Linked DNA regions of Mus musculus: all the other regions are linked to region 1. Evidence: chromatin loops called from intact Hi-C (ENCODE). Cell type or tissue: left cerebral cortex. All regions are shown on one strand. Links, peaks and the distances in the headings refer to the core of each region. The heading gives the core; the rest is flanking DNA.

Region 1 (8,007 bases), core at 1,258-6,257:
TCATTGTGTTGTGTTTTCCTTTATCAAGACAAATAAGCCAGGAAGAATGAACACAAAACTTGAGTGATAAATAACGGAAAGAAAATAGCCTAAGAGTAAATGACAAAAAGCAAGAGTGAAATGTGAATAATTAAGAAATACATCTTTCAAAAGCCAAGTAGAATATCCCTCTCATTCCTGAGAACAGCTAAAGCAGCGTCCTGTGTTCACTGAAAGTCTGTTTTTCCGGTCCTGCTCACAGGACAGAGATTCTGTGCCCACAGGTGACAAACACTAATAAAATAATGCAGTATTGCTAACACTGTGTTTGTGAATTAGCATGTGCCAGCTCTGCCCTTGCATTAAGGCTCAGAGTAGCTCATTCAGGTTTAAAATTTATTGACAGTCAAACACTTAACCTTTGCTCTCTTCCCTGCCCCACATAGACTTGTTTGGTAATTGGACTAGAGGCATCAATACAATGCATGTCTAGACTCTCTTAATGTGTAATTTCTTTGGTGGCTGTTGGCACTTTACATGACATTACAAAGGAATGACACTGTGTGAGTGTTGTAGATAGAGCCTTAACAGAGGAAATATGGCATAAATTTTTCAGAAAAACAGAAGGTAGGTTCTTCTGTATGATTTTTAAAAGGTTTGAGAAGGTCCACTAAAATACATGTTTATTCTTATTTCTGTTGTATGCTAAGCACATTCCCTGAACCCTCCTTCCCCTCCTAATTCCCTAGTGCCACCACAATTTTACTTCTGCTTTCAAAGGTACATGCTTCTGTGTGTCTGCATAAAATCTAAGGTGTACGAATGAGAGAAGATATGTCATATTCATGTTTTGTCTTTCTGAGAATGGCTTAATCTACTTAATTATCTCTACTTGAATCCATTTTCCTTTAAACATATGTTCATTATGCTTTCTATCTGAAAAAAATGTTCCGTTGTGTATTTATGCCACATTTTATTTATTCTTGTCTCTGATTTTGGACACCTAGATTTGTTCTATAGTTTGATGATTGTGAATAGTGGTGCAATAAACATTGATTGTGTGTGTGTGTGTGTGTGTGTGTGTATTTGTGGGTTTGGATAATACATAAAAAGCATTGCAGTGATAAACAATTACCATTAGAGTAAAGTAAGTATATTACTGCCTAAAGAGATTATTGACAGTTGTTCTAACTTATTATTCTCCTGGATGTCAATGACAAAGTAGATGCAACTAATGAGCAAAGGAAGAGAAGAGTGAGAGAAAGCCAACTGAGCTGCATTATAAAATATAATCTATATCACAACAGGAGAACATTAATTTAGAAGAAAATTAGCCAGGTTCTGTTAACAGAATAATGAATGGTTTCAAAGGTTTGCCATATCAAAAAGCCCTAATTGTGTTCATTAATTTCCAGCTCAACATTATTGTGGGAAAACTAAATGTGAACAAAGCAATAATCTACCTCCTATCCTCAGAACCCTGCACAAATGCTTGCTATCCATTACCTTTACCTCAGAACGGCCTGTCTTAATTACTCTGCCAATATGATGAATTCAAGGCTCTGAAGACTATGAATAAATGTGCTGACTTGAAGCAGGATTTTGGGGGCCTCCATGTAGAAATGTGGAGAAAACATACCCATGATTATTATAGATCAAAATAGAGAAAAAATAAAGTGGTGTGTTTGAAATTTTTAGCTCACATAATATTTATTTAAGTCTAGTGAGGCTCACATGTGAATATGAACCCAGGCTCTCATTGAATATAATCTAACAGAATAAAACAGCACAGATGGTAATTTGGAAACACATAGAAGATATATCCCAATGAATGGCTGGTGTTCTCCATTCTCACATTGGTTATTTGTGCTTTATTAATCACTCTTAATATTGATGTCTGTGTTCTAAGGGAAATAAGTTCCTCTGTTGCAATTTTTCATTTTTATTAATATTAGTCCAAACTTCTCCAGTGCCTTTTATTCTGTTAGCTCAAAGCACTTTTCAAACCACTAACGAATGAGCCTCCCTGACATCGCAGCGATTCAGAATGCATCCTACCCATTTTCATGGTGAAATGTTTCATGTCTGGCAGCACAGGCCATTAAAGAGTAGCTACGAGTGTTTAAAAACATATTTCATCATTTGAGAACTTCCCAGCTGGGCTCTTTCTTCATAGGAAAACCTGGAGCATTAAGAAGCTTAATGTAATCACCTATATAGTAATAGCACCAGCTAACTCGGTCTACAGTGCTTCTTTCTGTTCGCCATCTGAGATGATCGACAAGCAATCATTCTATCCAGCATTTCTGACACTCTCAACTGGAGGGCAAAGAAAACGAGTGAGATGACCCTGAACCAGTCTCCTACCCGGAGATATCTCCTCTTTCCTTTCAGGAGTCATGAACTCAAGAAACAAATCACCAAAGAATGAGTTAAGGGACAACATCACTTCTCCAAACTCGGTAACTCCCCAGCAGCAGCTCCCAGGAAGCTGTAAGAGAAAGCAGTGGCCTTGCAGGATTGTAAAGCTTCCGGTCTGTTTAAATTCCACTTGACCTCACTGTAGAACCCCATCCCAAGGGAGGTCTCTGTAACAGAACAAAACCGTTATTGGGTTCTTTTACCTCCCATGCATCTCCTCTCCAATCCCTTTCAACTCCCCAACACTAACTAGGTGAGAAAGGTTAGAAGGATGCGGGTGGGGTAGGGGAGGGCAATAGATCTCTTTAGATATACTTTCTGCTGACTAGGGATGTCGAGTTCCTGGGGGCAAGTAGAATCTTAGTTGGCAGGATATCAGCAACAGCAACCAGCACCCAACAAATGCCAGAACAACAAATGAAAGAGCAGAAACAAGCCAGCAGCAGCAGGGGCCAGCAGCAGCAGGGGCCAGCAGCAGTCATGCCCTCTTGGTGCTGCTCATATACTCGCTCAAGTATTCTCTCCTAGAATTCCAATTGTAAACCATCTTCAGCTGGCAGAATCACACCACTGCCAGAGCATGAGACAAATCAGAGTTAGCTGCTGTGGACAATCTGATGCAGACCCATACCCTACACCTAGGAATAGAACAAAAACATGTCCACATAAAATAACAGGTTTGTTTGTTTGTTTGTTTGTTTGTTTCATTTTAATTTCTCACTCACACAACAAGCTGAAAGGAATGAAGTGAGCCAGTTTGGTCCCACTTTTAACAATCGTATAGTAAGTAAAAGTGCTTCGTGGCTTATAAGTTCCAGAACTTTATTTTTGAGGCTTTTCACCGGGGGTAAACATTTTTATGTTCTATGTCAACCGAACTGGCAATATCAAAACATGTAAAATTACACTATCTTTTAAATTTGCCTTCCACGATTGCCATAATTGAGTTCTACAATCTATGCCATTGACACTACAAAATTATAAAGTATTTTGATTTAAGATTTGTTTTTTTTTTTTTTTTTACTCTTGTGTATCTCAGTGTGTATGTCACATACACATGAGGATGGCCACAGAGGCCAAAAGAGAGTGTCTTATTCCCTGGAGCCAGAGTTATAGGCAGTTTTGAACCACCTGACGTGAGTTCTGAGAACCAAATTCTGGTCCTTTGGAAAAGCTAAAAGTGACCTTAACCACTGAACTGTCTTGTCAGCTCCCAAATAACTAAAAAGAGGCCTATGTCCCAAATGACATAAGTATGGATCCATAAATTTAAAAATGGTGGTGTTCCATAGATAAAAATAGACAAGAACCAGAGGCAAACTCTGTAGAAATTTCAGAGGTCCCATGTTTGCATGCTATGGAGTAGAACAGGAACAACAAAATCTAACAACACACCAGCGTCTTCCAAGATGAAACTGCAAATGGCATTACAGAGTTTTACAGTATTGCGCACAACAATACAAAAATCTTAAATTAGCACCCATTATCATGGTCCAACAGCAGATCAAACACTTCCTCAAGTCAAGCTTAAGCCACCTCCCCCACGGCTCCAGCTACATAAGTAGCAGAGGATGGCCTTATCTGGCATCAATGGAGGGGAGCCCTTGGTCCTGTGGAGGCTCAATGCCCCAGTATAGGGGGAAGCTAAAGTGGAGAAGCAGGAGAGTGTGTGGGTGAGAAAGCACCCTCTTAGAAGAAAGGAGAGGGGGAACCGGGTTGGGGGCGGGGGGGAGGGTAGGGTGGGAACGTTGCGGAGGGGAGACAGGGAAGAGGAATATTTGAAATGTAGGTAATTAAAATAACCAAAAAAAAAAAAATTGCACCTTCGGATGCAAACAAATTCAGAAAGTAGAAACCAACTGATTCAGGTGTCTGAGTTGAGCAAGAGACTGCAGAGACTGAAGTGTGCTCACATCAGCTGACTTCATCAGCATTCAGACAGAGGTAGTTACTCTCCACTAACACCAGATGGCCTTCCTCAGCCTCAGCCAAGCGTTCCCTTAGTTTTTTGTTTTTTTTTTTTTTTTTTTTTCCTCCTGCCATATTAAGGAAGAATGGCAAATACTCAGAATGTTGGAAAACATACCGCATGTGGGTGGATTACACGCATTTTTTAGATAAGCGTGTCGGCCAGCTTTAGAGGTATAGGAGAGCAGACTGCCTGCTTAAGCTCTTTAAACAGCTCAGCGGAGGAGTGTAGGAGGATAATGTCGCACCCCTGGTAATCACGACTTCCTTGGGAAGTAGGAAAATGGATGCTACTCCTTTAACTTGAGTCATGAAGATTGATGAGGCAGACATGGTTAGTAAAAGACAATGAAAGGACACCAACGCATTGGAGGTAGTACAGACCACTCAGACTTTAGACACCTAAAAAAAATAAATAAATAAATCAAATAAAACACAAGATAATGAGGATGCCTGTGCCTTATTTCTCATTTTGCTTGTGAAACTATCCTTCAAAGAAGGGCCAATACTAGACCCACCCACCCCCAAGGAAAATTCTCCTTGAAAATATCCAAATATCCCTGATACATTCTAGATTTTTTTTTAATGGTCAGTGTTATAAAACGAACCAGTGACCTTAGGCATGATAGATGAGTAGTCTACCACTGAGATACACACCTCCAGCCAAATTTCTCAGAGATTGTTACTTCTCTAATGTTCTCCATTTGCTCTGAGGTTTGCCTGTCATATCGTCTGCCGTGTATTCATTTGCGATACTTCACTCGAGGTGGTAAGTTTGTATAGCTGTCACTCAAAAGCAACACAACTAATCAAAGCACATTACGGCACTGAGCCTGGATAACGTTCACTTGCAAAGTGTCCAATTATGCTGTAGCAGAATGAAGATCCAGCCTTGCAGAACCCACAAGATGTGTGCTCCTTGTTAACAGGGAACGTGTCAGGCTTGGGCGTTCCAGATGTTTGCTCACTTGAACTGCACATTTAAAAACAATGTCTCTGATGGCTTTCTGTCACTGACAACGGTTACTGCTTTTAGTTTGGAAGATGTGTGTCACTTTAAAAATAGATGAATTATCCAAAAGAAAAAAAAAAAGTTAAATATAGACTTTTTTTTTGACGGCATTAAATTTGTTCTCCCGGTGTGAATTTTGCCTCTTCACCAAAACAGGCTTTCGGTTTGCCAAGGTCTTTGCCACCTGTATTCATGTGCTTAATGTACTATAACAATAAATGTCATAGTCACCTGTTTCCCCTTATCTGGGGGCCGATCAGTGAGTTTACCTCTCTTAGGTCTAATATCTCCCTCAAGGTTGAGCACATCATATTTTCAACCAGGTAGGGATAAAGAAGGACAAATGAATAAGAAAATAGCAGTACTAAATTAACTTGCTGCTTTTTCCTTTAAACCATGTTTTGTCATTGTTTTGCTTTCTTCTATTGGGTATTTGACAGAATATGGATAAGATGATATCATTAAGGAGACCGGCGTATAGACCATTCCCATCTCCACTTTATGATGATAGAATAGCACTATATATTAATAAGATATCCTACTTTAGTGTTCAAATTGTTGTCATTAGCTAGGCTATGATATTCTCAGCAAGGCTGGACAGTGGCAGCAAGCCACAGCTAGCTTCCAGGCAGCCATACTGTTGCCAGGGAAGGCAGCCAATACTCTGCATGATGCTGTGGTGTTTGGTAGGCTAGGTGTAATAAATACACTTTCACTTTACAAGATCTTAAACTCAGGGTGGGCATGCTGGACCATCATGTCATGGAGTGCTGAGAAGATCTGCCCAACTAAACATAGGCATAACCTCATGCATGCTTACCTTGAACCTCTGGAAATTCTTCTTCAGCCTATCTGATCCACTTGAGCACATATCTCTACTTCCCAAAGATGAGCTCCTGGGCTCCACAAGTGAGATTCCCACCTGTGCTTCCACTCTTCCTGGGAAGCACAAGGATGGTGGAATGGAAATTAGAAAGGAGAAAGATCAATGAGACTCCAGCAGCTGCTTCTTCACTTCGTTTTCTCTACAGGCAAACGTTGCCTTATACCAGGGGTGGGGAGCCTGAGAAGAGTTAGTTCTGTAAGTCACCCAAGATGAGATTTCTGTAGTTTGAGAGAACACAGAAGCTAGGCTTTAGAGTGCCTGTTTATCTCCTTGACACATGGTTTTAGGGTATAGGTCAAAGGAAGAAAAGCTGTCTTGATTTGCTATGGGTGTGCCCTGTATTCTCCTGTGACCCACGATGAATGAGAGCATCCTCTATTCTTTCTAGTATTTAAGAACTGAGTGCATCAGGCCATGGCATATAGTTTCAGAAACTGTTTCTTCATCCCAGTTTCTACCTCACACAGTTTTTTGTTTGTTTGTTTGTTTGTTTGTTTGTTTTTACAAATAGATTTAAAAACTCATCAGTGCCTTCTAAACACAGCATCTTCCCCCCCCCCAACCATCATTTTATGTTTTGTTCCTTCTCTTTTACATCTGTACTTGTGGCTCAACGGGAGAGCCCTAGATGTCATGCACATCAGTAGCACTGCAAAGTAAAATGGAAAAGAGGAAAAGCTTTTATTTGCTTCTGAGCTGTCTATCACCCCATGACTTCTCCTGATTCTCTTTCCTAATCAAAACAACAAGTGTGTTCTCTTTGGGAATTTTTAAAGCACAGATATGAATAACCAAATGCATTAATTTACACTGTGGTGTGGAATTACCAGATACCCCAGTACCTGAACCTTCTGTATTTGGGGGTATGATAAGATCAGGTTCTTTCCTGGTCAGTTTCACTCATTCTTCCCACCAGCAGTGTCAGTGTCCTCTCTCTTGCCTTGATTTGGGCTGAGCAGGGGGCATTGTTGCAGTGCACTTTCTACCTATTATACAGCTATGCAGGGCATCTCAACTTGAATGGTCATGTGATGCTTGCTGAAATGTCGATTTTGGGTACTCATCAACCACAGACATTTCTCTTTCCCTAAGTGCCTGTTCTAGTCCTTTGGTCATTGACTCTGGGCTTGAAGAAAATCTGTCATAGTCCTGACAGAAGTACCTTGGCACCTGCATGTGCAGAATACTATTCCTTTCATCTGACTCTCTTATTTTTCTCCTGTTTATGAAATATATTTTTATGAATAAGTGTTTGCCATTTTAAAGGTATCATTTTATTAATAATTCTCTTTATGCTTAGTACTCTTTTCCCCTTTCTTTAATAAAATTCTCTTCTTTCTTGGTGTTACCCTCTGCTCTGCTTCAGTGATGTCTGAGTTCTTGCCAGACACTTGGAGGTTGTCAATTAAGCCTTGATTCAACTATGCAAATCTTGGTTAGGGCAGTGCTTTCTCATTACAGAGAACAAGCAAAAGTATTCCATTCTTTTATTAGTATGATGGCATTGCAACATGTTTTCATGGCGTGTATACATTTAGCTTTCTAGATGAAGGCAAAACCCTCCTGACTTAGTTAAGGTTTTACTGCTGTGAACAGATGCCATGACCAAGGCATCTCTTATAAGGACAATAGTTAATTGACGCTAGCTTACAGGTTCAGAGGTTCAGTTCATTATCATCAACGTAGGAGCATAGCAGCATCCAGGCAGGCATGGTGCAGGAGGAACTGAGAGTTCTACATC
Region 2 (8,007 bases), core at 1,299-6,298, 430 kb before region 1:
GTTTGGTTTAACATACTGTATTATGACCATAACAATCACTACCACCACCACCACCACCACCATTGTCTTAGTCAGGGTTTCTATTCCTGCACAAACATCATGACCAAGAAGCAAGTTGGGGAGGAAAGGGTTTATTCAGCTTATACTTCCACACTGCCGTAAATCACCAAAGGAAGTCAGGACTGGAACTCAGGCAGGTCAGGAAGCAAGAGCTGATGCAGAAGCCATGGAGGGATGTTCCTTACTGGCTTGCTTCCCCTGGCTTGCTCAGCCTGCTCTCTTATAGAACCCAAGACTATCAGCCCAGAGATGGTCCCACCCACAAGGGGCCTTTCCCCCTTGATCACTAATTGAGAAAATGCCTTACAGCTGGATCTCATGGAGGCATTTCCTCAACTGAAGCTCCTTTCTCTGTGATAACTCCAGCTGTGTCAAGCTGACACACAAACCAGTCAGTACAGTCATCATTGTGGCATTACCTCTTATTCTTTATAAACCATACAAATCTGACTAAGCTCTTCATGGCCAATGTCTACCCACCTATTTTTAGAATAAAAATGATTGGCAAGATTGGATAAGACGATTTACAAATACAGCTCTAATGACTTCAGTGGAAACTTGACTGGTGACCAAGTCTATTATAATGATTATTAAAATTCCGACATGGAGTCATCATCATGATCAGTTCACCCAGAAACACATTTTCTGAGCATCTGTTGTGTACAGTGCACATAACTTAGTGCTCTGAATGTTCCAGTGATAAACAAGCCCCGGTGCTCCTCACTTTGAAGTTTACAGTGCAAAGCTGACACCTTCCATTAACTAGCCAATAAAAAATGCTGAGAAAATTCTGGCTGAATAGAATAAAGACCATGATGAAGAGATAAGCAATTTGCTTTGGCTAGAAAGAGAAAGGGGTGGTTAATTATGTCAGTGGAATCTCATAGATGGTCTGCAAGGGCATTAGGAGAAAATAATTATTAAAGTAGAAAGGATGGAAGAAGGCATAGGAACAGCCTGAACATACACTGTCTTCTGGAAATTCATTATGGAATTTATCTTCACTGGAGTTGCTATAATGATGTCAAGTGATCAAAACAATGAATTATAAAGACATAAGCTTATTTCACTTTTTTTATTCGGTTTCAATTTTGAGGTAGCATTAATCATGGCAGAAAAAGCAAAGCTGCCCATAAGGAACGAAAGGTACCTTATCAGTTACAAAGTTTAAACTTGTGGAAAATTTTAAATTTGTGCTAAGAGGAATTTCTTGGAGCCACAAACCGGACTGCGCCCAATCCCTTGCAAGTCAAGTCAATAGCATGACGTGACAGACCAATCTGTGCTATCTGTGACATAGAAGCCTGCTCACCACAGTGGCTTCCTCTCAGTCATTTCCCATACAACCGTTGTCTTTCCAATTCACAGGCTCCTATGCCGTAGATGTTCTGCTGTGGATTTCATCCATCTGTCTTGAAGGAGTGTCTGCTTTTTTTTTCGTTATTTCCCCTCTTCCCTTCACACCTGTCTATTTGTTGACCTTAAAAATTGTCTCTTTGGGAGGATTCCAGATACCCCTTTGTGGAATAAGTATGCTAAGCAACACCTGCCTAGATTATCCAGGTGCTAAAAGGTAGGGTGGCTTTTGTAATGCTTAGTTTATTGGTATGAATTGCCCTCCAGGCTGTGTAATCCTTCTAGCTCAGGTCTGTCTGTTATTGTTATTATTTGCTGAGTGGTATGGAAATAGTAAGCACATCGCTCCTACTCCTCACTCTGTGCTTCGCTCACAACAGACCACAATAATCCACCCCATTACTCCATACTGAGCCTTTTCTCAAAATCCTTCTCATCCTCATTCTCCAGGAGGAGGTTGTCAATCATTCAGCAGTGGCACACAAATCCTTGTGTCATTTGCCATTAATAGGTTCTAAATCCTCAATGAATAATGAATGGAACAAGGATCGTCTCTTGTTTCCCCCATGCCACACAGGAAGCTAGTGTAATTGGTGTGTGCTAAGGTCTGGCCATCTTGCTGAAACGCCTGGATAGCAGTTGATATAGTTCCTGTAGGAAATCTATAGTGCCTCATTTACGCCAGCTGTGAACACATTCAGAAGAGTTCTGGTATGTGTCTAGCTGGATTGTTAGCTCCTTTTGAACTTTAGCTATTTGACTCCTAATTATAGGTTCTAATTTTCTTACAAACATATTAACTTGTTTGCCATAAGTTTCTCTGAGTATTGTCATGCATGTCTTTAGTGCCAAGACTGGAGAGGCTGCAGCATATAGATCTCTGTGAGACTCTGCCAAGCCAGGGCTACATGGTGAGACCCTGACTCAAAGAAACAGCGAATAAAACAGGTCAGTTTCTAGCCTGATGGTTTCTATACCTGAAGATGCTAAGTCAGTCATCAGCCACCACCCCGTCCTGTGGCCTCCCTAACTAGTTGATCACATGTAGACACAGATGGGTCAGCTCAGTGTCAAAGACATAAAGAGGATGGCAGAGCTGACCATGCAGAATATGTAGATGCAGATCTGTTGAACGCAAGTCGCAGCATCATTTGAACTATTGGGTGGGGTGGGTTCATTCCTCTCTGTTTTCCAATCACACTTCCTACCGAGTTTTCTATGACTGCCCCCTACGAAGTCACAAATGGCAGTGGCTCCTTTCACTACACACACTCCATTCTACTGGACTATGTCCCCTCTTTACTTAACCCTTCATCAACACTTCACGTGTAATTTTCCATTCATGACACTGTATATGTCCCCAATATAATCTCTATCTGCTTGTCACTTATCATTTCTATGTGCTCCTTGTCACATCTAATGTCATCCTTCATCCCATATGTTGATGATCTGTCCTGCCACAGATGATAGCTCACTGTGAGTGCTGCAATCAGAACCAAATCTAAGAAATAACTAGCCCCAGAATATAAGCTATAAGAAGTAAGGGGGTTAAATTAGCCCAGAAACTCTACTTTCCAGTCACCACTTCCCATTTCTAGTGAGCTAAGGCAGAGATATGAAAATTTCCTGACATAGGATGGTATGTCTGAGATAATGGGACAGAAAAAAAAAATTGTATACTGCCAAGAGGAAAGCATTCATACGTTCATTCTCCAGCAGGTGTCTCTTCAGGCTCAGTCATTTCTAGCTGCTGGAAAAGGCCAGCCCCAAGGAGGAAGAGCTCAATGCAGAGGAAATCTCCCTGCTGTCAGCAAGGCTGGCCTTGTTATATACCAGAGCAGGGAAGACAGACACAGCTTCAAAAGCACTCTTCACTGCATGCAAAATGAACACAGTCTAAGCAAACGAATGCCTTTTGGAAACCACGACTCATGAATGATAATCATCAGATTTCTGGTTTTCTCTTAAATTTTCATTTCCATCTCAAGCTAAAACAGATCTCTGTGTGCATTCTCCCGGCTGCTTTGGCACACAGGTGTGTACTGCTACCGTTTGTCGTTGTGACAGAATAGCTGACTGAAGCAACTTAAGGGAGGAAAGGCATTTCATTCACAATCTCACGAGCTATCAGTCCATCCTACGGAAGCTGGCACGGTAGCTGGGGTGGCTCTATCCATGGCAGTGGAAGCTTGTCCCCTGACCTGTTCACATTCTGGTGGGTCAGAAATCAGAGTCCAGATAGCACCAGGAGCGGGTGTAACACTCAAGACCCACTGCCAGGGTACCCACTCCTGCAATCTCAGCCACACGGTACCATAAACCATTGAAACAGTGCCAGCAGTCGGACACTAACAGTTCAACCACGTGTGCTGAATGACTCATGGGGAATACTTCAGGCTCAAACGCACTGGGGTGTCTAATTGGGGTAGTCTCTTTGAACCCATGATTTGGAGCCACTTAGAGTAAACCACAGTCTAGAGTACTGAATAAAACGTGTCCAGAAGAAAACGACTCATACATTTTAAACTGAAAGCGATTCTGAAGAGCATGGTGAAATTTCACTCAGGATATGAGTCATCTCCTTGTGATGTCTACAGCTATAAACTCATGGTAAGCAGTTTCTTGCTATCACCTTGGCTATCAGATCCACTATTGCTGTATCACAGAGCTTCTGTGGAAAGGACCCTTATTTTGCTTAATAATGGCCCCAAAGTGCCAGAGGGATGCAGGGAACAAAGTACTTCTTTTTAAAGTGTTAAAGTAACAGTTCACCTAACAAGAGATTTGTCTCAGGTGGATAAATATAATATTGATGCTCACCTTTTACAGTGTGTAATTTATGAATTAAGTCTTATCACAACTATGTTTCTATATGGGAAACCAACATATTCTATAGTGAGGTTTTAGGTATCTACTGGGAAATGTGGAGAATCTTTGTGACAAGGGAGAGGTATCATATTCTTAGATATTTGTCAAGGAGCAGTCCTGGCCTGGACAAAGGTTCTGAGAGAAGGGGTCTCTGAGAATGGCAAAAAGAATGATTGGAAGTCAAATCCTGGATTCAAGCTGACAACTTGTGTCCCGCTTGATACAGCTTTTCCAGTCTGCTTCTCTGTATGTTCTGCTTTCTCTATGGAGGTCTCTCTGACTATATTCTGCTTGCTTGCTATTCCAAGAGATCTCTCTATCCATGTCCTGCTTGCTTGTATTTGTGCGTGCGTGCATGTGTGTGAATCTGTGTGTCTGTGTCTGTCTGCTTGTGTTTGGTCTGTGTGTCTGTGTTTCTGTCTCTGTCAGTTCTACAACAGCTCTCTCTTTTTATCCTAAAAAATTCTCTGGATAGCTCATCTGCAGAACACAGATCGAGCCTATATTTTACACATCAATCCAGTTATTTACTTCAGTTTTCCTTTTGATTATCTTATGAATCAACATCTTGTGACCCCCCCCCCCCAACCCTTTGATTCTCAGGAGACAGAAAGCATATGTTTTTTCTTAATATTGTAAAAAAAAAAAAAAATTCAGAGATCTGTCTGCATTTGTTAAGCACAAAGGGTAAACTAGTTGTGTGGGACCCTGACCTGAAATACCATTCCTATAACACCTGGGCTTAACCTTGCTGTGCTCTAGTCTGACCTTGAACTCAGGAATCTGCTTGCCTTTATGTCTTCCTGACAAGCTGGCTCATATAGTCTAGCTGCTTTTGTTCCTTTAGATTCCTGAAACCCCTCATAATTCATATTTCATCCTTATATTTTGTATAGTTGAGAAATTATATATTTTTGAACTCATGTTTTGAGCTCTTTCCCTAGCCTTGAGGGTTGTCCTGCAGGTCCTGCATTTACCATTTTTTGGAGATATAACCACAGCCCGACTTCTGCTGTTTCTAATTCTCATGGATCCATTAATGTTAACAGGGAGGACATTCCTCAGAGGATGTGCTATATATATATTATTATACAAACAAGCCGTATACCCACAGCAGCTATCAACACTTGTGCAGGCTCACACCAGGACCTTGCCCCAAAGACAGGAACCATGTCACTCTGTCCCCACCAGGGTCATGCTGGGCTCAGCAAATATTACTTTATTGGAGCCTTTGTATTTGAAATGAACCCAGATCACTGGTGATAGCCTAGGCTGATGACTTGTGGTTCTTCTCCATAGTTGCAGTTGGAATGCTAAACATTCATGAACTTTGACCAACATTGTCACATGGAAGGGCCATTAATTAGAGCCACCAAGAATGACTTTGTGGGTTCAGCAAACTGGGAACACTACCCACATGCCCCCACACTGTCTTTTTTGGAGCTAGCCCAGTAGAAGAAACAGTAGCAAGTAGCTAAATAGACATAGGATTTCAGCAAAAGAATTTGTCAGGAATAGACCTTCTTGTCATGAAACTCATTCATGTATAACACATTATTGTTTCTTTTTCATTTTTTTCTGGACTTGTAACAGCATCGGTCTCTTAGCATTGGGTGAGGGTTTTGTGCATGCCTACTGCCTTACTAATGATCTATGCATGAGATCAAGTGCTGCTTTGTGCTGGGTGCTGTACATCTTTTATAGATGATATTACTTGAATGGAAGGAAGGAGAAAGCATTTCTGGTCATAAATTCACCCATTCTGATTACCTTTAACCCATGGGATCTGATGAGCTTGCCCATTAGTGTGCTGTCTATGACCCAATGGTCAGACTTAATGGGCCATTCTGGTATGAGTATGGAAGGGCAAATATACTCACAAAGATTTGGACATTAAAGATTTTGGTCATGGGGGTCTTAAGGTATCATAAGAAATCTGTTGGAAAAAGGACTGGAGGTCATTTGTGACATATTCTGGCAAAGAATTTGGCTTGGTTATCCACTGAAATTTTGAGTAAGATTGAATTCAAGATAAATTTATGAAGTTGCTTGGACAGAGGTAATTTCAACCAAGCAGAGTATCCAGACTGTAGCATGGTTAGTGAAAGAGCAGAAAGACATGAAAAACCCATGGTTTGTTGAAGAAGGGAATGTAAACCAGTTAGTTGGAAGTTGCAGACATTTGGGTGTGGAGAAATCAGCTGTAATGCTTAAAGAGATTAGCAGCATTAAAGATAAAGTCAGTGCAGGGTACTGAGACACTGCTCTGTTCTGGGGGCAGTGGGACAATTCTCCCATACTGAGACCACAGGAAGGATGCTCTGAGAGTGACTTCTCGACTTTCAGTGGCCCCACCTTGTGAAAATGGAAGTTCATGATAAAGGACAGCTTCCGAACTGAAAATTCAGCCTCAAGGATTTGCAAAACAACTGAAGAGGTTCAGTTGCCAAGGTACAAAGTAGTCACTACATTTAGAGAGATGTGGGTCAGACTACATCTCATGCTAGCAGCAGAATTTGTCATTATCCGCTTGGTCCTATATTTGTGGACATGTAAAATGTAACAGTTGTGATGTAAGGAAGTTTCTATCAGGGCTCCAGGAAGCCAACAAGACCAGACAATGTGTGGCAGTGTAAGAATCACAGAAAAGGGGATGGGAGATGCCATTTGGTGAAGATGAAATATAAAAGGAAAGCTTAGCCTGCAGTGGAGATGCTGGGATATTGGAGATACCAAGGCTAGAGGATGTCTAATGTTAGAGGCTGTGTGCTCTGCAGATGGCCAAACTAGAGGCACAGGCTGGCCAAGCACATTGGAAGAGCCAGGTAATGACACTGAGAGACCTGGATACCAAGCATGGTATACAGGATTAGTTGTTAGCCTAATCATTTTTTGCTATGCCTTACTAGTTTTTGGAAAGGGAGTATTTATTCTCATAGGTTTTTTTTCCAATGTTTTCAACTCCACCCTTACCTTTACCCTGATCTATTCCTTCTCTCCAGCACCACTTAATTTAGAACTTTAACCTGGCTATGTTGTATTCCAGCTATAGCCAGCTATCTGTTTCTCCTTATCTGACTACACTAGTAGTCAGTCCTATGGTAACAAAAAGGTGGCATTGGGCATTGGAATGGAAGTATGCCACATGTTTTTGTTTTGCTTTAACAGAAGGGCCAACAGTTGAGAGTCTGCCTTTAGTCTCAGAGGAGTTGTTGGTTCCTGAAATGTTGAACAATGATAGAACTGCTAAGATTTTGGAACTCTTGGAGATGAACGTAATGCCCTTTGTAGTATTGAATAGCCATGAGCCCTTGAAGACGAGGGGTGAGGGATGAGGATAAAAGTGCCACACTTGAGTATCAACCTGACAAGGGGTGTTGTGGTGGTTAATGATACATTGTGTTCCCTCAAACTGTAAGCCAAGGTCACATCTTCTCCCCTGAAATTCTTTCTTCTTCAGTGTTTGGTCACAGAAATGAGAAAGGTAAATGGAATTTGGTAGAAGCACTTTAAACCTCAGGAACTTTCATTTACGTTGTGGGGAGTTATGTTGGGAAGAAAGAAATGAAATGCAAAGGGAGCCAGGTTGTGAATGTGGGGCTCTGTTAATATGGATCAATTAATTATTCAGGAGCTACTAAAATCATGATAATCTCTAACATGTAGTAGAGTTTAAAGTAACTTAATCATCACATATTGAATCAGCTGGCTTCCTATGAGGCT
Region 3 (8,007 bases), core at 1,164-6,163, 290 kb after region 1:
TCCGGAAGGTGGCCGGCTGTCCCCGGCCCACACAGGGTGCTGCCTCAGCGCCTCTGTGCTTCTGCCTGTTCCAGAAGCTGTCAGGTTCTCTGGCGCACCCTCTCACCTGTTCAGACTAATTTCCTAAGTTCGGCGGGTCCCGGACCAAGATGGCGACCGCTGCTGCTGTGGCTTAGGCCGCCTCCCCAGCTGGGTGGGCACCTGTCCTCCGGTCCGGAAGGTGGCCGGCTGTCCCCGGCCCACACAGGGTGCTGCCTCAGCGCCTCTGTGCTTCTGCCTGTTCCAGAGGCTGTCAGGTTCTCTGGGTAATAGTTTTCTATTAAATTCTTCTCATAATTACTTAAGTATCATAAAATATACTTAAGTAAGGGCAGTGAAGGGAGACATGGTACTATATTAAAGAATTCCACAAGTCTGAATCTAATATATATATATATATATATATATATATATATATATATATATATATATATATGTGTGTGTGTGTGTGTGTGTGTGTGTGTGTGTGTGTGTGTGTGTGTGTATAATACTAGAATTAAATAATTCCTGTTGCCAGTGAACCCACAGATCTAGCTATCTGCATGGGTTTGTGGTAACTTTTGTAAAGAAGCTTGCTATAAGATCAGTTGTATAAACATTCAGGACATATAGTTGACTTGTACAGTTATATATGTTTCTTTGCTTTTGTAGCAATTTTCAAGTGAATTCCTACTTACTAAGAATATACTTACTTCAGAATATACTTCCACAGGGTAGGTTGGCTTTAGCCCTATTCCATATTTCCTTATCATATGGAAGCATGCAACCTGGGTAAGCAAGTACAAAAATACCTAATGATGTGAATCTCAGAACACTTCCCATGGTTCAGTGGGGCAAGATCATAGAGATATAAACACAGAAAGAGTGGCAACAGTAAGCTGTATCAGTGTTAACCTGAAGACTCTCAGTACATGGCTGAAGGAAATTCTAGGCACTATGATGTAACCTCAGTTAAGGTCTACCATTATGTCAAACATTTGCTTGAGTTGTGCCTTCATGTTGGCCTTGCTCTCCATTTAGCTTGATGACCTAGAACCTCTGTTCACCTTCAGAGTGCTGGGATTATAGGATGTTTGTGGAGTGCAGAGGTTCAAATGTAGGATCTCCTGAATGCTAAGTAAGCACTCTACCAATGAACTGACTCCACTTACTCTTGATATCATCGTTTAATTTGTAAGCAACCTGTCTGCCATCTTACCTAGATATCTAACGTAAGTATATAGTCTCAAATGTCACTGTCAGATGTATGTCCTTTTCTTCTCCATGTATAGTGCACGAGGCGATTCTATAGCAGGAACATTGCTCCACCATTGGTCATGTCTGGTTCCAGGCTCTAGAGTCATTTGTCACCTTAATACTTAGACCTTAATACCTAGATGCTGCTGCTGGCTTTATAGTAAAAACAGCACTCTTTAAATCCTGTATGATAGAATTTGAGGGTATCCATAGGCTTCCAAGGCCAGTTATTTCACTTAAAAAAAAAACCCAATTACTACATATATGGCCTGAGTTTTCAGAGTTGGCTCACAGGTGTTATGCTCCATATAATTTCACATGCTTCAAAAGACTGATTTTCCTGGTCCAAACTTTTATCTTTTAAACACCAAACTTTGCTCACTGTACACTAGGGCTCAGAAAGCATGCTCCCAGATCTGCTTCTGTAAGTCTCCATGGCACATCTGTGCAAACATGACACTCATTAGCACTGGGCTTGACAAGCAAACAGCATTTGCATGGTTTCAGGTAGATACAACTGCACCCCACAGTGTGCAGCCTCGCTACTGGACTGCAGCTGTACTTTAGCAAACATACATTCCTTGACTAGATGATTTTATGCAGCTTACAATATGATTACGAAACTAAGCCTCTCACATCCTTCAGTAGTATCTTATATCTTATAGATTAATGTATGGTTATGGGAAATGATTGATCTTTAGAAGAAAGCTAGCTTATTGCCTTTCTTAACTTTAGGGGACATTTTGCTGTAAAAAGAGAAATTAAGGCTTTAAACTTGTGTGCATTTCATACAAGGTATTGAAGACTGTTTCCCACAATGTAGGAGTATGTGGACAGAGAATATTGGACCAGAGCAGACAGTGTAAACAGTTGAGGTCACATATGTAATACATGGTGTAACATGATTGTAATGTTTCATCTCTTCTATTCCCTTTTGGCCTCTGCTTACTGCACTGCTGACAGTATGCAGTCATCTCCAGATAAGGGAAGCCAAAGATGACTCTTCCATGTTCTTATTAGCCATAGACTCACAAGAAAGTCAGACAGCTGGACATCATCACAATGAACAATGAACAGATGCCTTTTTCTGAAGAGGAGTTAAGCTTTACATGAATAGCATTGCTGTTCAAGACGTACCCACTACAAAGGTGACAATAAGATCTGCTTGTGACTTGGAAGTCAAAACAGTGAAGGTAATAACGGTGGAACCTTGAGGCAGTTCAAAAATATAAAAAGATAGATGGGAGGTGGTGGCTCATGCCTTTAATCCCAGCACTTGGGAGGCAGTGGCAGGAGGATTTCTGAGTTCGAGGCCATCCTGTTCTATAGAGTGAGTTCCAAGACAGCCAGGGCTACACAGAGAAACCCTGTCTCGAAAAAAGAAAAAAAAAAACTATATCTATCTATCTCTCTGTATCTATCTACATATAGAATGAATTCACAGGTAATTTCAAAATAATTGTGATTACAAATATCATGATAACAGTCCTAAAAAAATTCTGTGGGAAGACAGAAATGGAAACTTGAATCCATAAAATTTGGAAGCTGGATACCAGAGTAGGCTCTTGGATGTCCAAATTAGTCTAAGAGGCTGTTGAGGTCAGTGGGGTGAACAGATTTGTTATGCTGGTGTCTATGTATAAGGCAACAAGTAGGATAATCCTTCAATAGGGGCATAACGTACGAATAAAGAGTCAGAGACAGGGAGATGGACCTATGCATGTTCTCTGGGACAATAATGAACACAGGCAAAGTACAGACAGGGAAAGCAGCCTATACCTCTGAGCCTAAGAATTTATACCCAAGCATCTAAGACAGTGGTTCTTAACCCTCCTAATGCAGTTCCTTATGTTGTCGTGACCCCCCAACCATAAAATCACTTTCCTTGATCCTTTATGAATGAAATTTTGGTAATGTTATAAATCACAATATAAATATCTGTGTTCACTGAAGGTCTTAGGTGACCCATCTGAAAAGGTCACTTGACCCCCCACAAAGAGGCTGTGAACCACAGGTTGAGAATCTAAGTGGTGCTCATTCACTCACTCACTCACTCACTCACTCACTCACTCACTCACTCACTCAGGTGGAGCGCAGCACACCTGTAAGGACGTCATGGGGCAAGGCAGGCAAAAGAGGTTACTCCTGAAAATTTTACAGTATACGAACATTTATTTATCCCCATATTTAATGTTGCTAGCAGGAGGCAGAGGCCCCAGCAGTTCCCAGCATATGAAATTATTTACTGAAGCCAGGAAGCTGCGCTGCACAATAGAGACAACTGAATAGTTTTTTTTTTCTTTTCTGATTTTTCAAAAGGAAACCACCTCCAAAAGAAAAATAAAATAATCCTGTTTCACTCCAGCATGCAAGTATAGAGCACCCTGTGGCTGTAAATGAGATTTTTCTAATTTCTTCATTCCTTGCCACAATTGCATAGATATTTTAGAAGCATCTCAAATAAACATCATATTTACATTTTATTCAGCATGTCTCAAATTATGCCCCTTTTTAAAAAAAAATCAACAAAATAGTGATTTCCTACTGTGTATTCTTCCAAATGTCCAACTTGCTAGAACAGGCTCAATTATAGGACAGGGATAGTTCCTTCTCAGTACAAAATTAGGTAAAGTAGCCAAGTGTCAAGAAGGGTTTCCTTGACTAAGAGTTTAATGCTACAGGCACAACACCTTATAAGCAGATGAAGGAGAGAAAGAAAAACAGAGAATAAAAGAGAGGGCTAAGCTGCCAAATGTTCACCCATGAAAATAAACAACTAGGAATGATTGAGTATTCCTGGTTTTGACAATAGTCCAGCAGCAGATGCCACAGCACGACGTATCTTCCAGCCCAAGTGAAGCAGACGGATGAGGGAGGGCCTGTGGGAGTTGTTCCCTGGAGACAGGCTTCTGCCAGCTTGGTGGGGGTCAATGTAGGCTGCTTTTATTTACCTATTTTTACCTTCCTAAACTCACTTTGGTAACTAGGTCTCTGCTATTTCCAGCCCCCTGTAGTTGGTGGCCAGCCAATTTCTCCCTGTTCATGCCTTAGTGTGATTAAGGGGGATCTTAGTGAAGGCGGATGACAAGCACACTGGCTCCCAATAAGAAGCGTACACACAGTAGAACTTGACCATGAGGCGGTTCAGGTTCACAACTGACTTAGAAATGAAAGAGGAAAACAACTGCCATTTCCCTCAAGAAAGTACTCAAATGCACATAAAGGTTTCTATTTTGATTCTCCCGTTTCTATTTAACAGAGGGCAACTCACAGGGCTTAGCAGTAAGAATACGCAAGGGAATACAATGGGCAGACAGATGGGGCTCTGTTCCACTTTGGTAATGGCTAGATGACCTTCCCCTTCAGTCACGGTCTTTATCTTTTGGCAACACGTTGAACAAAGCAGGCATAGGAAATCCTAAATGGGGCAAATAGAAATGCCTCAAATAATATTACATAAATTCTCAGGACTGGAGGTACAGGGCGTTCATCAACTAGCAGCTCTCACATTCAGGAAGCTCAATAGAAATTCTCAATTAGAGACCCAATACTAGGCTTCCTGAATTATTTGAACTGAATCTTCAGCATTAGATGAGGACCATGCTGATTGCTGATTGACATGATGGTGCACGGTGGAGTTATGGAAATCTTGTTCCTAGGCAAGATATCCCAATGATATCTGCTTACAGACTCACAAAATCCTTAACCATATTATACAATCACATAGTAGATAGCAAACTAAATAATAAATAATATAAGCATAAATAATTTACAACATTTATCATATTTCCATAGTCTAATCCAGAGTATCATAGAAGACAGTGCTCGGTATCTGTAACTTTTACCTCCAATAGGGTCCACTCTGAGGAACAGATGAATCATAAAAAATAACAGGAGATTTTTCTCAGTGTTGCTTCCTCTTAAAAATCAAACCATCTCTAAGCAGCAGCATCCAGAGAACCTCCTGGTGTTTCGTAGAGATTAGTAACCCTGATCACATCAAGAGGCTCCTGTCAATATGTCCCCCAGCTCGACGTCCCAGTTGCCTTGGCGCTTTTGCCCAATGCAATTTAAAAAATTTTAAATCCTTAATGGCTCATTGGCTCAATGCAGGAAGCATAAGGGGCTCAGATGCTGAAACAGAACGGTTTATTGAATTCTATAAAGATGACAGTAAATTGTAAAGTCCCTTCGGATGATGGTCCTCACGTTCATAAACTGCATTTATCTACCAATGATTATTTAGCACATTAAGATGCCTCTATTACTTAAAAAACAATCTTAAAAAGAAGAAACATTGTAACAATTATATCTAATTTGCCTATTCATTTATTCAGAATGAGGACTATCCTCATGTGCAATGTGCTATTCGTTAGGAAGTACTTACACGCAAAAGTCAGAACTCTTTTCTCTCAGTCTAATAAAAATAGAAAATCATTTTAAACATGTTTTTCCTGCAAGCGAATAAAACATCCAAGTAAGATCCTGAAGGCACCCCCACATACACTTTTGATGCCATTACACTAGTTAAATTTCAATTTACATTTTAATACACATTGGTCCCCAAGTCAAATGCAATATTTAATGACAAATCATGTCTTGGCTTGCATAAATAATTTTAAATAAATTAAAGAGCCTCTAACTTGCTACATGGGAAGAAATTAAAAATATGTTGGAAACACTATTAGAGAACTCATTAAGTGAATTGTATAATACGGGCTATAATGATATTCTAACATTTTTGCTTGAAAAAATATTTATATACAAATGAGCTTATCATATGAAAAGTACAGTTCCTTTAAAATCTTTAGAGAGAATCACAAGATTATTATCAGAAAAGGATCTCAGACGTCTATGAAGGTCAAATGATTAAAGGGAAAGTGACATAATGAAAAATTCCTTTTCCATTATTAATATTTCCTAATCTCTTATTTTATCATGCAGAGAGGGTCAGCACAGTAGAGGCAAACCTAGAAGACTCAGTCAGTAAGCATCAGTGAAGACCAGCCCATGAAACAGTGCAGGAGAGGATCAGGTATGCCACAGGGCATCAGGTCATAGCTGGAGAGTATTCACTGGTGTTGTTAGGTTACATAATTAGTACTCGGGTATATCAGCAATGCTCAGAACAGCTCCAGGAAATAGGTACGGTTTCACATATGGAGATATTAAGACCGAGGAAAATGAGCTATGCTTTCCACCTGTACAAAACTAAGGCGATGCAGAACAGAAATGGAAATGGAGCAGGGATGTGAAGTCTAGGCTCTTCTCTCCTGTCCCGCTACACATGCAAATTAGCAGACTGCACTAGTGGATGGGGTGTGTCAGAAAGGCAAAGCTGACATGTGTGGCAACCATGCATTTGAAAGGACAAAGTGTGTGGAGTATAGTCCACGTGATGAGAGATGAGAACAGGTGGGTGTGAACCAATCTCTGATGGGCTTTGTGAACCAAACATGAGGTTCTGATAGACACATGGCAATCAGGACAACTGAGGGAGACAACCAAAGAGATGGACACAGACTGGGAAACCTGTATTGATAATAGTTCAAAGGATAGGCGACATGGACCTTGGAGAAGGAAGGCTGATGAGTGGGGGTGGGGGTGGGGGTGGAGAATGGAGCTCAGAAGACAGAAATTGAGTGAGCCAGGGTTGAATACTCTCATGCTGTTTCCTCTTCTCTGCTTGAATTGAGCACTACAGATACCCCGCCTTGACTAGGGATCTGGATGGCCTCTGTGAGTCCACATGGGAACACAGAACTGGACTTATTATGGGACAAATGAATGCAAACACACTCCCTCTCCTGGTTGACCTGCTACGTTAACATCATAAAATATTGGTTGGCTAATTTTAATTAACTAAGTAAGTATTGGAAAAAATGTTTCCCAAGGCTCTCACATTGAGTACAGCTTATGAGGTGACCTCTCTTTCCTGGTCTTGGAGGACTCACATGGCGTCCAGGAGAGGCCTCCCAAATCGCCAGTATTATGAAGGTAAAATGCATATTTTAAGAGGGAGATTTTGTTTCTGAAGAAACATAAATGTCTTTGCAAACAGCAATTCACTCCTATTCTTAATCCCTAAGCCACCAACATCTGCTATGGAGAATTCCTCCAGTCCTCAGACAAATCCCTCTTGTCCCATATTCTTTATGACACTCTCAAAAGGCAGGATTTGAATAAAACAACAATAACCATCTCTCCTGCCCCTCCCAGCTTCTTTCTATTGAGTTTTTCCCCCCTTTTTTCTTATAACAGTCCTAGGCGCAAAAAGGAGCAATTTGAGGATCTACAGAGGTGGGCTAATGGGAATGGGTAGGACAGGAGGAGAAGTTTACATATTATAAATCATATTCAGATTATAAAGACATAGATGCTGAAACAGGATAGAGAAATCCTGGACTCCTCAGAAAAGCAATTTTCTTTCTTTCTTTCTTTTTATTTCTCATCATTTTTCAACTATATATTTTTTTAAAAGTTATACTTGGGTCAAACAAATATAGTTTTGAAACCCATTTTCATGATTTAAGGTTAGCAGAGAAAGGACTTAACAGCGGGCTATAAAAACCCTCTAATGTTTTTAATGCCTTATTTTTGCAGATGGGCTGGAAAGTAGAATAAACAGCCATCACTCAGCTCGCCCCATGTAGGCTCCCCGTGAGCCTACATTGATGGGGAGAAGCAGAGTGCATTTGTGTGGGCTTTTTTTTCTCTGGAACACATTTTCCT
Region 4 (8,007 bases), core at 1,039-6,038, 66 kb after region 1:
TGGCCTACTATAGTGTACCCTTTCATATTTATTGTGTACATAATAAATATTATTTTAAAATAAGCTTGCAGGCTGAGCAAAGAAGAAAGAAAACAGAAGGCACAATTAAATGGTGAAATGAGTTTCCTTGTTTGCCTAGATTTTAAAGGACATTAGGAGGAAATAACTACAGAGGGCCGTTAGAGCTGAAAATATACACAAAAGCTTGCATACTTTTCATTGGTGGTAAATAGATGGCTCACTTGGCGTTTTTGTATCCTTTTACTTATAAACTTGCCAAGAACATACACACATTGATAATCTTGACTAAAGTGTTTGGAATTTTAGGTTAATGATGTTAGGAGAAGAAATGGTCCTCTGGTCCCGCATATTTTAGCAAAATCATTCAACTCTGGGATAGAAGGAGTGAAGGGGCATGTGGCCATCACTTGGAAGTTTGCGTGAGGATTTCTCACCAGATGGTAAAAATAACTAAATTATGACTTATTTATGCATCAATAGTCAATGTGATATTTTCATTTTACTATAAATGAAAATGCCTTTACTAGAAACAAAAATGCTCTTTCTAACTCAATTCTTGTTCAGGGATATTGATGATGCTGATTTTGAAGATGGGGAAGCCATGTCTCAGAGTATAAGTGATTTATCTGAGACCGAAGCCCAGAGACCAGAGTATCTCATTTGCCTGGGCGGCATTGTATTTATGGCTGGATTTCTACCATTCTCGGGAAGGAAGGGACACACTGGATTTGGCTCCAAGCTTAGTGAGAGCAGGATTATTTGACAAGTTATTTAATTGTTTCTAAAGATGCCTCCAGCCTTTTGGTTTTAAAGTAGTCGTTGTGAGGTTTAGCAAAGTATTGACAACCCCTTGTCAGTTCTAAGGATAAATTCTAATGAGTCATAGGGAAATGCAATCAAACATTCACAGGCAAGAAGCAAAATGCTAACGCTGTTGGTATGGACTTAAATGTTCAGATGTATGAAGTTCAGTGATTTGCAAGAAAATGGGTAACTAGATAAGGAAACAAAATACTGAAAGGAATATGGATTATCTTCAATTAAATAATTCAGAGTGAAAGATGTAGTTTCTCTTTTGTATCTCTTTAGCAAACACTGAAATCTCTGAATTGAATTTTGAGCTGTTACTCAATGTGCTAAGAAGCTGATAAATATCCAAAAAAGGTTAGTAGCCTTTGCTGAGTGATTACATGGTATATTAACATAACTTCATTTTTCTTAGTTTCCCTACTTGTAAACTAGTCCTAGTAATGATGGTGGCTTCATGTGATCACAAGAGGGTTAAAGTTATAAATCCTTGTGAAAGGCCAAACATGTGGAAGGTATTTACACAATCACTGATTGTACTCTGAGAGGAAGACTCATCCTGAAAACACCTCTGTAAATTAGCTTTTCCCCGCATAGCAAAGCACAGAATCACCTCCTATTAACAAAACCATGAAGTCTGGGACATGCTAATCTAAGAAACAGCATAGGCTATACTAATTAAAAGCACAAACATCATGGTAGCCTCTTATGAATGAAATTCTCATTAATATGTTTATGAATGATGTTTTTTGGGGTGCTTTTCCATCTTTATTTTGTCTGAAAAATTCTGACAGGGAAATGAAAACCATGATACAAATTCTCCAACACTTCCTGTAACTTTTATACTAGTTGTGATTTGATTTTGTAACCTTTCATATCAAGGAGTGGATTCTATTTTCCTAAATATGTGTGTGTGTGTGTGTGTGTGTGTGTGTGTGTGTGTGTGTGTGTGTGTGCTGATTTTGTGAGGCCACTGAGAAATACCTGAGTTTCAAAAGACTTGGTGAGCTTGGCTCAGATTATGAAGATCCAAAATGTATTAATAATAATAATAATAATAAATGGTGGCTATTTCCAGCAACAAATAATGAAATTTGTTATACAATGTTATATATAAAGCATCAATAATAAATCATATCTAAATCTTAGTTCAGTGGTAACTTGTGTCATTTCTGTAACATGCAACATATAGTGTTTCTCTCCCTCAATATTCTGTGCTTACCAATTTTGTGGTATATGCTATTTGATGCTATGTGATCTCTTGACTTGAGAGTCAGTGAGTCAATGGACTTTGAGTCAATATTACTCAATATCTTTCAAGGGCATCATTTTTGGATGTCCTGTTTATAATGGAAAAGTCTGGCAGATGATGTGCTCAGCCAGATCTTCATCATTCGGTTTATGCACACATCCAATTTTGGGGTCTTTGGTTATCTGAAAACCAGGAAGCATTCAGCTTCTTGTCAGAGCACTGATTGCATGCCAGAATCCTATATTTTAAATGTTGTTTTAATGATATATATGATTTAAATATGTATTTGTCTCACCAGTGGCCTCTCTAAAGCCATTCAATGGTCACATAATAAATTTTTTTTTCACAGTCAGAACTAGATGAGGACAGCTGGCTAGATTCCCATGTGTGTTTGCCTAGGTACATGTGTGTAAGTGGGTATGTGCAAATGTGTGTGTGTGTGTGTGTGTGTGTGTGTGTGTGTGTGTGTGTAGGCCAGAGGACCTTGGGTGTGGTTCCTCAGTCATCAGCTGGGATAATTACTATTACACCTTTTTTGGGCGGGTCCTGGAAACTGCACTCAGGTTCTCATGCTTGCAAGGCCAACCAAACCATTAACACAGTCCTCATTGTCAGCACTGATCATTTTCTTTGGGCTCATCAAACTCAACAGAATTATCCCTTCTTAAAAGTAATGAATTTCTTGGCAAATGCCATGGATCCAGAGAATAGCAGACTCAATGGCCAAGGTCACACATCCAGAGAATGGCAGGCTCAATTACCATCCAAACCAGTCTGGTGTTAGACTCTTTCAGATAACTATTCTTCAAAGTGTTTCTCGTGTAAGATGGAGATGAACCTTATTTTTCTTTGGAAGTCGCTTGTAGGACTAAGGGTTTTACCCATTTCTTTTTGTTCACTTATCAAACTGTGAAGAATGAAAAATTCTATAATAACTCTCCTCTAAACGAAACAGAAACATTACATATGATGCCTATTATCAAATGCTACATGCTGGAAGTACTAAGTATATTTTTTGAGTGAATGAGTAAGCTTCCATCATAATCAAATCTTCACAATATTGGCTGTACAGGAAAAGCCCACACTAACTGAGTCAATTCAGGAAGGAAATCGCTCCACATACACATGTGTATACACACACACATTGCTTTGACACAAACTCCAAGTTGGCTCTGAAGTAGTGGGCAATCGTCATGCTTCAGTTTTCTAAGACTAAGATTAGAAGTATGTGCGCACACACCTGCCTGCTGCCTGGAAATTTGTATGCAAATGTTGTAATTAATTTTTAATTAATTATAACTTTAACCTTATCTGGATTTATCTTATCTGAATCTCCATGCTATTTGTACCAGTCCTCTAGTTAAAATTTGTTTTGGCCAACTCAGATTAGATTCATTTGTTTTAACTGTGCAGAAAAAAAAAAAAAACCTGAAAATTTGGCTTGGTTTTGCCTTTTTAGCACTAATTTCCCCAGTTTATGTTAGGTGAAACCACCTCCTCTTTTTTTTTTTTTTTTTCTGTAGCTTAGACACTTTAAATCAGCTTTCAATCTCTATCCAAGTCTCACAATCGTCAGAGAGGACCTTTGGAGCAACTTATAGACATAGTGTGAAAACCTGCCCTGTGCCCACCCACCAGTTCCATCAGATGGTGGAGGAGGGAGGATTACATGGTCCAAAATGTTTAGGCATATGTTTCCATTTCCAAGATTCACTGCACACACCACGGTAACCTGTGCATCAGGTTGTGCGGAAGAGAATGGTGCTTCTTTGTATTTTTCGGCCTCACAAATGAAACTAGTATGACAACCAAACCTATTATACTCGCATGAAAATAATATTTTGGTTATTTTTTACTGGCATGTGTGTGTGTGGTGTGTGTGTGTGTGTGAATAGCTTTGGGGAAACTACTGGTTTAAATTTTTTTTATCGTCACAAATTACTTTAAATAAGTTAGAAAATATTTTTGAGTAGACCATGTTATTTCAGCTTAGTTCAACCCTCTAAATTTTCATTATTAAATGCCTGGGTAATTGTCATATTTTAAATACCATTAAAAGAGAATCAGCCAAATGTGGTTGGAATGCCTAACATTATATATATTTTCCTGTTATCTTTTCATAAATATTCTATGTAATGTCTGTTTTTCTATGGCAAGGCAGAGACTATCTTTTTCAAGGTTTTTTTTTTTAATTATGTGTATATATCCACAGCTGTCTGTATATAACCTGTATGTGGGTACCCTTGGCGGGCAGAACAGTGAGTTACACATCCCATAGACCTGGAGTTATAGGCAGTTGTGATTTAATTGTCATGGATGTTGAAAACAGAACTTAGGTCCTCTGGAACATCCTCAAGTACACGTAATCATAGAGACATCTTTCCAGCCTACAGAGTGTGTTCTCTGCTATATAAAAGTAATTTGAGGGATATGAAAAAGGATTTTTAATTATGGTAAGGGTGCGATTCCCTTGGAATTTCTAAACCTATATTCTTAAAAAAGACTACGATTCCCATGGAGTACCTGTGGTGGTTTGAATATAAATGGCCTCCATAGACTCAAATGTATAAATGCTTGGACCATAGGGACTGTTAGGAGGTATGGCCTTAGTAGTTTGTTGGAGGAAGTATGTCACTGGGCTGGGGGTTGTGTTGGGGGTAGACTTTGATGTCTTATAAGCTCAAGTCTCACCAGTATGTTAGTCTCTGTCTGTTGCCTGTGGATCAAGATGTATAACTCTCAACTCCTTCTGCAGCACTATGTCTTCCTGTTTGCCACCATATTTCCCACCACAATGATAATGGACTAAACCTCTGAAACTGTAAGCTAATCCCAATGAAATCTTTTCCTTTATAAGAGTTGCTGCGGTCATGGTATCTTTTCTCAGCAAGAAAACCCTAAGCTGTATCCCTAAGAAAGGGGTGTGTATACACAGACATATGTGTGCAAGTATGTATTTAGGTGGCCTGGAATTCCTTGAAAAAAAATATTTGTTTTTAACATCTCCCAGTGTTTTACTGAGACCAAAGAAAGAAGTGAGTTTCATTACATTTAAAGGATTTGAAAGCTGTCCTCGGGAGAATAGCCTAACACCTGCCAGAATATGATAGAACAGAGTCCTCACTGAGATTTCAAATTCCCACTCATGGATCATATCCTAAAATGTCAAGAAAAGACTCTTTATTCATAAATAACTGGTAAGCAGTAATTTATGCCTGTACATTTATCTCGAAAAGTCAATAACCATCCATTTTGGTTTTTTTGCAAACTCTACATAAAACATCCAAACGGGCCATTTTGTTCAGTACAATATAACATAGCTGTTTGGCATTACCAAATATATATGTATATATATTTATAGATATGTACATGTGCTGAAAAAAGAAGCCGGTGCATCCTTGCTAAGGAGTCCATCCAAGTATTTACTGTACAACATTCAGAATTTACACTGATAATACAAGGCACAAAAAGTGTGGTATGAAGCCAAGGCCATGCTTCGCTTAGACCCTCTCCTGTGGCTTGCTCACTCCTTCAGCTTCATGTCCGAGTTAGTGTTCAGCTCTGCTTAAAATGTTATTTCATATTTTTTTTGGCTTTGAACACATCAAATGAACATTGAGAGTGGTATGGGTTTGAAAAAACTAAATGAATCATTTGAAAGAACACCCCCATGTACCTTCCCAAAATAAACAGAACAAAATGAAATAGGTTTGAAACTCTCCTTTATAGGAGGAGGGAAATATATCACCCATATTTCCAAGTTTGGGCTTAGGAAAATGAGTCAGCACTTCTCTACCTGTCCATGCTGACAATACTTCTAGGTCATGATTTATTGGAGTGTCTGTACCAATCAGACCTGGTTACGAAGAACAGAAATTCTGTTCTTCATGTGGTGTAGAGAAGGAGACAGCCGTTTCCCTGATAGTGGAATTTTGACACTTGGGTATTTCCCTGTTATCGAGAAGTTTTCTATGGGAGCAGGAAGCATCTAGGAGAGGCCCTTGTTGGGGGCTTCTGTTCTCAGCTTTTCTCCCAGGAAGCCCTGGTGGGTGTGTCCTGGTTATTCTCCATCTTTCCACTCCCCATGCTTGGCAACAAAGGAACATTAGAATTGCTGTCTCCACATTTGAGCAGAATGCTTGTGTTTTGGGAAAGGGTCTTGTGGCATGACATTTGGCTTATTCCCTTTAAATATCATGCATTCATCAGAACTCTAGTTGGTTCATTACTGACTAGAAATGTATCCAATTTTAAGGTTATTGTACAACTTTCCCAATTCTGGAATTTCGGTCTGAATCATTTCTTTTCTTTTCTTTCTTCTTCTTTTTTTTTTTTAATGAGTCAGATAAATTTGAAACAAAGGGGCATATTCATTATACCCATGCCTTTAGTGAAAGTATTTGACACATATTTCTATTCCCAAAAAGAAAGTCATTAGCAGGTTCTCTGATATATAATAGAATCAAATGGTGGAACTTTGTGGAAAAAAGATATAACTCCTGCTGAAGTTAATACTGATAAGGGGCAGGGAGCTTAGGCCTGTCGAGGATGCTTCCTGCCTTTTTTTTTTTTTAATCTTTGGGTTCAGATACATGGTTCAGATACATGGTAGGTTCGAAGACATGAAGTTGCAACGTTACTGTCTTAGGCCCACTTCGTGAGGACACCCCAAATCCATGATCTTCACAGCAAAAGGAAAAAAAAAAAGCAATGAGGAGCTGCCTCAAAAACCACAATTATTCTATGCAAGATAAACTTCCTACTTCTGATCACAGTACTACACACTAGTGACTAATAGCCAGGCCTGGCGCCATCCCCTTTGATTCTCAGGGAAAAAAAATTACAGCATATAAATTGCCATTTCAGTTTTGTTGGTGACCCTGTAATGGGGATGTGAGGAGTCCACAGTAGACACTGGCTCTCCTAGAGTTGCTTCTGGAAAAGACACCACATGCTGTCAATACAGCCAAACAGCTTTGTCACCGCAGCTAGTGAAAGAGTTTGGAAAAGAAACACAAAATATGCAACACATCTAAGATTAGTAACAGTTTCACTTTTGTGACATTTGACAAAATACAGTTTTGCTTGTTGTAGTTCAGAAAAACTCTATGCGGACAAAAACAGTGGCAACTATTGAAACGGTGGCCATTCAAGTCTTGGCCCAAAGCATCAATGTTCAAATACAGCTCTATGACAATGAACACCAAAGGGCTAATAAAATGTGGTCACCATCGGTAAGCCCACGCTTTTGTTCTTGCAGGTGCTGTGACTGTCACCTGTAGTCCAGGCTTTGGGAGTTACTAAGTGTTCAGGTTCTGCAATGCTTCATGAGCAATAGAATGAAAATGGGCCGCGCAGTAGGCCAGAGAGGCACGTTTTTCAGCTCCTTCCTCATTTCTGCTGGAATAAAGACCTCAGAGAGTGTTGCCTTAGCATGCCTGATAGCTCTATCATTCAACACATTTACAGAGGCCAGGCAGACCAAGAAACTGAAAATATCTGAAAGGAAAAATCTAAAACAGAAACATATCCAAAGATGTTGTTAACATTCTGAAAGTCACAGGTAAATTCGGTCAAAATGTATAAAACCATTCACGCCATTTTAATTTTCTAGCTTTGCTTTTCATGTTTGATATTTAGAGGGTTTTTTTGTTTGTTTGTTTTTTGTTTGTTTGTTTGTTTGTTTTGTCCAGGAAACAAAATCACTGTAATAAATATTTTACTCCAAAGAGAACCCTGTGTGATTGGACTTAATAGTCCTTCTCATAGCCAAATGAATGAAGAGGAAGAAGAAAAAAAAATACCAGGACCACAGCAGTTGGAGATAAAAATAAGAGAAAAGTTCCTCTCTTTAAAGGAAACTATCTCAATTCCCTTCATCCCTTACAAAAAGGCCAATAAAATTTTGTGGAAGTACATCTGAGTTT

The links. A loop is a pair of places that touch in the nucleus more often than their neighbours do. Peaks named below come from ENCODE experiments on the same cell type or tissue, not always from the same donor. Only the 100,000 strongest peaks of a DNase experiment are listed, where the experiment ranks them.
Region 2: it touches region 1 in a loop (4-fold over the local background); 2 of 42 quality-filtered maps call a loop at or near these places.
Region 3: a loop joins it to region 1, with 3 times the contacts of the local background. A loop is called at or near these places in 2 of 42 quality-filtered maps.
Region 4: it touches region 1 in a loop (4-fold over the local background); 2 of 42 quality-filtered maps call a loop at or near these places.

What each region holds. Positions count from the first base shown.
Region 1 is chr8:28,574,991-28,582,997 of GRCm38, forward strand. No RefSeq gene overlaps it. Among named protein-coding and RNA genes, the nearest start is that of Gm26795, 15 kb to the right of the region's middle. In left cerebral cortex, for the core only: CTCF peaks have their summits at 4,358 and 4,560; DNase peaks (open chromatin) are centred at 4,500 and 5,141.
Region 2 is chr8:28,145,595-28,153,601 of GRCm38, forward strand. No RefSeq gene overlaps it. Among named protein-coding and RNA genes, the nearest start is that of Gm39153, 250 kb to the left of the region's middle. In left cerebral cortex, for the core only: a CTCF peak has its summit at 3,142; DNase peaks (open chromatin) are centred at 3,188, 3,794, 3,955 and 4,537; H3K4me3 peaks cover 192 bases; H3K27ac peaks cover 989 bases.
Region 3 is chr8:28,867,177-28,875,183 of GRCm38, forward strand. The region is part of intron 3 of Unc5d (unc-5 netrin receptor D); the gene reads right to left. Among named protein-coding and RNA genes, the nearest start is that of Gm32505, 170 kb to the left of the region's middle. In left cerebral cortex, for the core only: a CTCF peak has its summit at 3,661; DNase peaks (open chromatin) are centred at 3,553 and 4,200; H3K27ac peaks cover 1,944 bases.
Region 4 is chr8:28,641,478-28,649,484 of GRCm38, forward strand. Unc5d (unc-5 netrin receptor D) reads right to left here. Exons shown (of 18, transcript NM_153135.3): 18 at 5,240-8,007. Among named protein-coding and RNA genes, the nearest start is that of Gm26795, 52 kb to the left of the region's middle. In left cerebral cortex, for the core only: no CTCF peak of the experiment used is centred there; DNase peaks (open chromatin) are centred at 3,737, 5,204 and 5,676; H3K27ac peaks cover 1,017 bases.